2 separate regions of the Homo sapiens genome follow, and region 1 is linked to region 2. A link is a contact called in ENCODE Hi-C or POLR2A ChIA-PET data. All regions are on one chromosome and are shown on one strand. The core of a region is the stretch at or near the end of the contact, and the rest is flanking DNA. Distances in the headings are between cores, read along the strand shown. Region 1 overlaps MYO10 (myosin X). Region 2 overlaps RETREG1 (reticulophagy regulator 1).

Region 1 (3,252 bases), core at 703-3,202, 130 kb after region 2:
GAGGCTGAGGTGGGTGGATCACCAGAGGTCAGGAGTTCGAGACCAGCCTGACCAACATGGAGAAACCCCATCTCTACTAAAAATATAAAAATTAGCCAGGCGTGGTGGTACATGCCTATAATCCCAGCTACTCAGGAGGCTGAGGCAGGACAATCACTTGAACCCAGGAGGCGGAGGTTGTAGTGGGCCGAGATTGTACCATTGCACTCCAGCCTAGGCAATAAGAGTGAAACTCGGTCCCTAAAGAAATAAATGTGTGTGCGTGCGTGTGTGTGTGTGTGTGTGTGTGTGTGTGTGTGTATATGTATGTATGTATTAGAAGCCTCCCATAGACTAAGCACCCACACAAATAACTAATGGTGTGGGATGTCCAAGAGCAAACCCAGTCCCTGCTCTGCCCTGACAAATGCAGGCCCTTCCCAGATTAGATCTGCTTAGGATGCAAAATGGTAGAGAGCCCGAGATCTGGCAACACAGGAGATCCTCAGAGCCCTGACAAACAGCCCCAGAAAGCCAAACAAAGGAGCTGAGCATCACACCGACAGTAAGTCAATTGCCTTTACTGCCTTAACTTGGGAGCTTATTAAAAGAATTTTTTGAAGACTTTATGTCTTATAAGACCAACCTCCACATTGCTAGACTATTTCTCAAAGTGAGTGGTACTGCATTCAAAATTTAGAGTTCTACTTTTCCACTATTTTATTTTTATTTTATTTTATTTATTTTATTTTATTTTAATTTAATTTTTGAGACGGAGTCTCGCTCTGCCGCCCAGGCTGGAGTGCAGTGGTGCGATCTCAGGTCACTGCAACCTCTGCCTCCCAGGTTCAAGCAATTCTCCTGCCTCAGCCTCCCGGGTAGCTGGGATGGGAATATAGGCACGTGCCACCACACCCGGCTAATTTTTTGTATTTTTAGTAAAGACGGGATTTCACCGTGTTAGCCAGGATGGTCTCCACCTCCTGATCTTGTGATCCACCCGCCTTGGCCTCCCAAATTGCTGGGATTACAGGCGTGAGCCACCGCGCCCAGCCTCCACATTGTATTCTTTAATGGCACCTGACCTACTTTAAATGAAATACTTTAAACTTTACATTCATATTGGGTCTGCAACTGAGGGACTCATCGCACAGTTCATATTGTGGAGATTAGTATGCCACTATCTTAAGAAACATAAAATATGTGAATTATGTAATAAGAAAAGCCATTACATAATTCATTACATGAATACTGTATGTGTGGGGCAGGGGGCACTGCTACAGAGAGGATTTAAAATATTAGGTATATTTGTATTTGCATTTCCATTATGGGATATACCTCTACCCCATTTAACTTTAAAAATAAACAACCTTATCTTCTGATAACCCCTCTTCAACTTTAAGAAGTTAAAGACTCCATAAGAATTACCCAAAGACAATTACGCTACATAACAAAATATCATTCCCAGTCCTGTAACTACTAAGAAAGCCTCACAACAGGACTCCCATCCCCTCCTCTTGCTGATTCACAAAGAACTCTGCAAGGAATCTCAGTCTATTTGCTTTCTTTGCTACAATAAACTCTCAAGAGTGGTGAATAAATATTCTCAGATAAGAAGTTTATCATGCTTTGAACAATGTTCAAAAGCATCGTAACTAAAGCAGCAATATAACTTTCCTGACCTTGAACAGAAGGTAAATAAAAGTCACTTCAACTGGCGACAAAAGTCCTTTGTACTTACATCAGTCATTTCACTCCGGGGCTGTTAAACACTTACACAGTGGTTGCTACTTGCTAATTTTCACATTTTTAGAAAAGAGGCAGAAACTAATTTCCCCTAGAGAAGAGGCAACCCCCGCAGGTGAGGAACAGGAAGGTAGTAAGCAGGGCCTGACTGGCGAGCAAGCTGTCAGTCAGTCCTGGAGGTCAGATTGTAGGGTCTGGAAATTTCTCACTCACCAAGTACAACCTTCAACCCACATACCCGCTGAGACTAAGTACAGCTGTCACCCTGAGCAAGGACACTCACACTCTGTTACAGCTGCAGGCGCTTACCTCGGACCCACACAAACCTCAACTACCTAATGGGAAAGAAAACACTGGAACATAAATAACATGCACACATACATGTCAATCTTTCTAAGGGATAGCTCTGGTTGTATCACAGCCCTGTTCACACAGAGCCAGCACATGCCAGTTTAAGACAAAGGCTTCGATTTCCCATTCGAGGTCCTCACAGTATGGCTCCAATTTACCTTCCCAGTCAATACGCCCTTATACAAATCCTACCTTTTAGTCCAACCATAGATCATTCTACTTGTTTCTTGATTAAAATGCTCACTTCCTGTCTCCACCTCAGCTGAAACTGGCCTCTCCACCTGAAATGTACCATCTGTTGAGCCTGATGGATCTTTTAGGTGTCTCTCAAATGCTCCCTCCTGCGTAAAACTGTCCCGATGCATCCCACAGGTGCCATCCGTGATGCTCTCACCCCTAGGTTCCCAGCACACGCTGTACTTGCATGAGGATGTGACCCCTGGTCACACTCTTTTTCATCTTAAGCATGTCCATGTGAACTCCCCATTAAATTACACATTCTTGCAGCGGAGCAGCTGAATTCTATGAATGTCTGAGTTCACTACATTGCCTGGTGTGTCACCCTACGTATCAGATACACTCTCACTTACGCTGGTATATTTGCATGAACAAAATTGTGCTTCTGTTTACAGCTGTTTCTAATATATTTGTTTAATTAGCATTAAATAGGTTTTGCCTCTCTTACAGATTTTGGAGAAATGAAAACGTTTTTTTGCTTTTTAAAAAGTATGTCAATCTACACAACTATAATCAAATGATTTTTGAGCAATGTGCAAAGGCAATTAGAGAAAGGATAGTCTTTCTAACAAATGGTGCTAGAATAATTGGACAGCAATATGCAAAGATATAATCTAGATGTGGACATTACAACTTTCACAAGAATTAAGTAAATCATAGACCTATGTATGTAATGTAAATCACAAAACTATAAAACTCCTAGATGATAACATAGGAAATAATCTAGGTGGCTTTGGGGATAACTTTGATACAACAACAAAAGAATGTTCCCTTAAGGAAAAAATAGATGTGTAGGATTTCATTAAAATTAAAAACCTTCTTCCGAGAAAGATGCTGTTAAGGCAATGAAAGACAAGTAACAGACTGAAAAATATTTGGAAAATACACACTAAGAAAGACTGTATCAAAAATTTACAAAGAACACTTAAAACTAAACAA
Region 2 (3,134 bases), core at 148-2,647:
GTCCAGGGTCCCAAAAAGAAATTCAGATATTCCACAGTTCTGAGATTGATGGCATTGCCACAGCTGTAGAAGATGATTTTGCTTCTCCAACTCCAACCAAGGATGCAAAGAACTAGACTCTGGCCACATGCATCCATGTGGCACCCACTCTTACCTTGGGTGTGCTCAATTGTTCTGCCTGGTTCTCCCGCAGCAAGCCTGATCCTTCTCATTCCCCTCTTTGCCGGAAGCCCTGCCAGAGGTCTGCTTACCCAGCTCCAGCCAATCCCTTTCCAGGTGAATGAATCTTGATCACACCCTAATAACCCACTGTTCAAGATCACAGACACATACAGTGGACTGTTCCTTGCCAAGTTCCTGGGCTCCACAGTAAGATTTCATGTGTCCAGACCCCCCTCCCCACTGCTCCCAGTCTGAGGCCAGAGCGATCACTTCCAGAGCTGGGACTGAGGCTTTTACATCTCTTGGGCCAACTGTATTACTTTGCAAGAACAAAACACTACAGACAGGGTGGCTTAAACTACAGAAGTTTATTTTCTCACAATTTGTGTGAAGGCTGGAAGTCTAAGATCAAGCTGTCTGCAGGTTTGGTTTTTCCTGAGGCCTCTCTTCTTGGCTTGCAGATGGCTGCCTTCTCACTGCATTCTCATAGGGTCTTTCCTCTTTGCATACATATCCCTGGTGTCTGCCTCTCATAAGGACACCAGTCATATTGAATCAGGGCCCACCCATGTGACCTCATGTAACCTTGACTACCTTTAAAGGTCCTATCCCCAAATATAATCACCTTTTCAGGTGTGCTGAGGGTCAGGACTTCAGCATTTGAATTTGGGGGCAGCACGATTCAGCCCATAACACCAAGTGTGTGGACCACTCACCTGCCGGCCCCAAGGTCACTCCTGTGTCAAAGTTAACAAGCCGTGTGCTGTGCCCTGTCAGCCCCACCATGCTGAGGACATATCCACATCCTCCCAAACTCCCTGCCAGAAAGGCAAACATTCACTCATGCTGCTACACTCAGTAAACAAAGTGAGATCAAGGCTGAAATATCTGAACGAGCTGTAAGAAACTATGCAGATTAGAGCCAACAGGTTATTTAAGATCAGAGAGGCCACAGTATCCTGGTATATACCGTGTCCTGGCCTACTTAGGTTAGGACAATAAATTATATGCTCACCCTACTTACTAAGCTCTAAATGAACACAGGACACAGAGAAGCAACCGTCTAATTTGTTTCAAAATCCTCAAATACAAAATCTACTGAGCAGTGAATTAGTAATTTTGTCATCCTCTGGGGGCCACTTATCTGAAGGTCAGGATCAAGTGCCCTTTATCAATAGAGTGAAGCTGCTCTGCCCAGCAAAGCTGACCCGGGTCACTCCGTGCATGCACACAGTACCGCTGGGCTGTGCCAGCAGCCTCCTTACACAGACATTCCTTTAGTATCTAGAGCCCCACATCCAGTAGTTGTGCCTAGAAAACACCACCCCCTTTGCTTATTCAACAACAAAATGTTCAAGAAACCATAGAAAATCCAGACCTGGATGCGGACTGTTGTCCCAGTTTATTTGGATACATTCAAGGGGCAAAACAGTGTTGACACTCTTGGGGATTATAATCCCACTGGGTGCGGCAACCCTGACCACACAGGGAGAAAGATGTTTTCAAAACTTGAGTGTTTTTTTTTTTTTCAAAAAGGAGTTTGTAGTGTATCCAATGCATGTCTTTCTTTTTTGTTTGTTTATTTGTTTGTCTGTTTTCAGACAGAGTCTCTGTCACCCAGCCTGAAGCAGTGGTGCCATCTCGGCTCACTGCAACCTCCACCTCCCGGGTTCAAGTGATTCTCCTGCCTCAGCCTCCTGAGTAGGTGGCATGTGCCACCACACCCAGTTAACTTTTATATTTTTAGTAGAGACGGGGCTTCACCATGTTGGTCAAACTGGTCTCAAACTCCTGACCTCAAGTGATCCGCCTGCCTCGGCCTCCCAAAGTGTTGGGATTACAGGTGTGAGCCACTGCACCCAGGCCCAATGCAAGTCTTCTTTTCTACCTGCCAGCATGGAAGGGGAGAACCATGGCCGTCAATTCCAGTGCATGAGGAATTGCTGCAACTCCCCGCTACTCTGTGGCCAAGCCTGAGACAGTAAAAAGCAGTGACAAATATTTGGGCACCAATACTAAGTATCAGGAAAGTCCACTCTGGCCCTGAAGCCAATGGCCACCTTCCAGTTGAACTTTGATGAGCAGGGCCACCTCAAGGCCAGAGACTGTATTGTGTCATCCCAGGTAGGAAAACACTCCGATTCTCTCCTATGGGTCAAAGTAAAAGAAGAAACAAACAACTAAGAGTGGAAGAGGATGTCCATGCTCATGTCCAAGTGCACAAGCATGAGAGAGAACTGGCAGCTGCCTCATGGACGCCATTCCTCTAAGTTCCCTAGATCCTATTTCCAGAACATTCTAAACTGAGAATGAACCTCAGATGAGAATGAATGTTTTTTGACAGCTTTCAATTCTTCAGGTTCCCCCAACCCCAGCTGCTGATCCTGGGACCTCCAGGATCCCTCAGGAGTATTTGAGGGTCAGGGCAAGACAAGCCCCTCACACTCACAGGTCATGGTGCCCACACCGATGGAGACCACACACCTTGACACACGACAGCAGCGCCTGCGGTAACAAAAAAGCCCAGAGGCTACGCACCTGTACGGCCAGGTTTCCTGGAATTCACAGAACCTGCACCTCGAAGGACAAGCTGCAGGTCAGGCTTCCTTCAAGGTTCTTTTATGTGAAGTAATATTTTAATGTCCTGTTTTACACTTTGATTTTTAAAAGAATCTTCAGCAAATAGCACAAACAAGTAGTAATATAAAACTTAATGAAATATCTTAGAAATGAAAAAATTATGATTCTGAAAAAGAACCCCTAGCCTAAGTGAAACTCGGGGCGTGTGTGCTGCAGAATCCACATGGGCCACGGACTCGAGGCGGGCTGTCTCCCAGGGCCTCGTTGTTATTTTGTGAAGTGATGGCATTACCCAATTTTTACAAATAAGAAAACTAAAGCTAAGAAAGAGTAAGTCATTGGACTGGGTTCACCCAGCTAGAAGCTCACCTCTTCCCAGAAACCCCTACTCC

The links. Hi-C counts contacts between places; a loop is a spot of excess contacts on that map. ChIA-PET counts read pairs that join two places held with the same protein, here RNA polymerase II (POLR2A).
Region 1: a loop to region 2 is called in a map of Caco-2, with 3 times the contacts of the local background. The contact joins two enhancer-like sites. A Hi-C loop is called at or near these places in 1 of 168 maps with a recorded cell type or tissue (Caco-2). POLR2A ChIA-PET finds 5 or more read pairs at or near these places in 1 of 52 experiments (activated CD4-positive, alpha-beta T cell).

The regions. Positions count from the first base shown.
Region 1 is chr5:16,719,724-16,722,975 of GRCh38, forward strand. All of the region lies in intron 19 of MYO10 (myosin X), which reads right to left. Among named protein-coding and RNA genes, the nearest start is that of RETREG1, 100 kb to the left of the region's middle. RefSeq lists an enhancer at 1,913-2,602. Within about 2 kb of position 1,953, at least 3 of the 41 ENCODE cell types and tissues checked have a DNase peak (open chromatin) inside an H3K27ac peak, as active enhancers do.
Region 2 is chr5:16,587,639-16,590,772 of GRCh38, forward strand. The region is part of intron 1 of RETREG1 (reticulophagy regulator 1); the gene reads right to left. Among named protein-coding and RNA genes, the nearest start is that of RETREG1-AS1, 27 kb to the right of the region's middle. Within about 2 kb of position 1,398, at least 2 of the 41 ENCODE cell types and tissues checked have a DNase peak (open chromatin) inside an H3K27ac peak, as active enhancers do.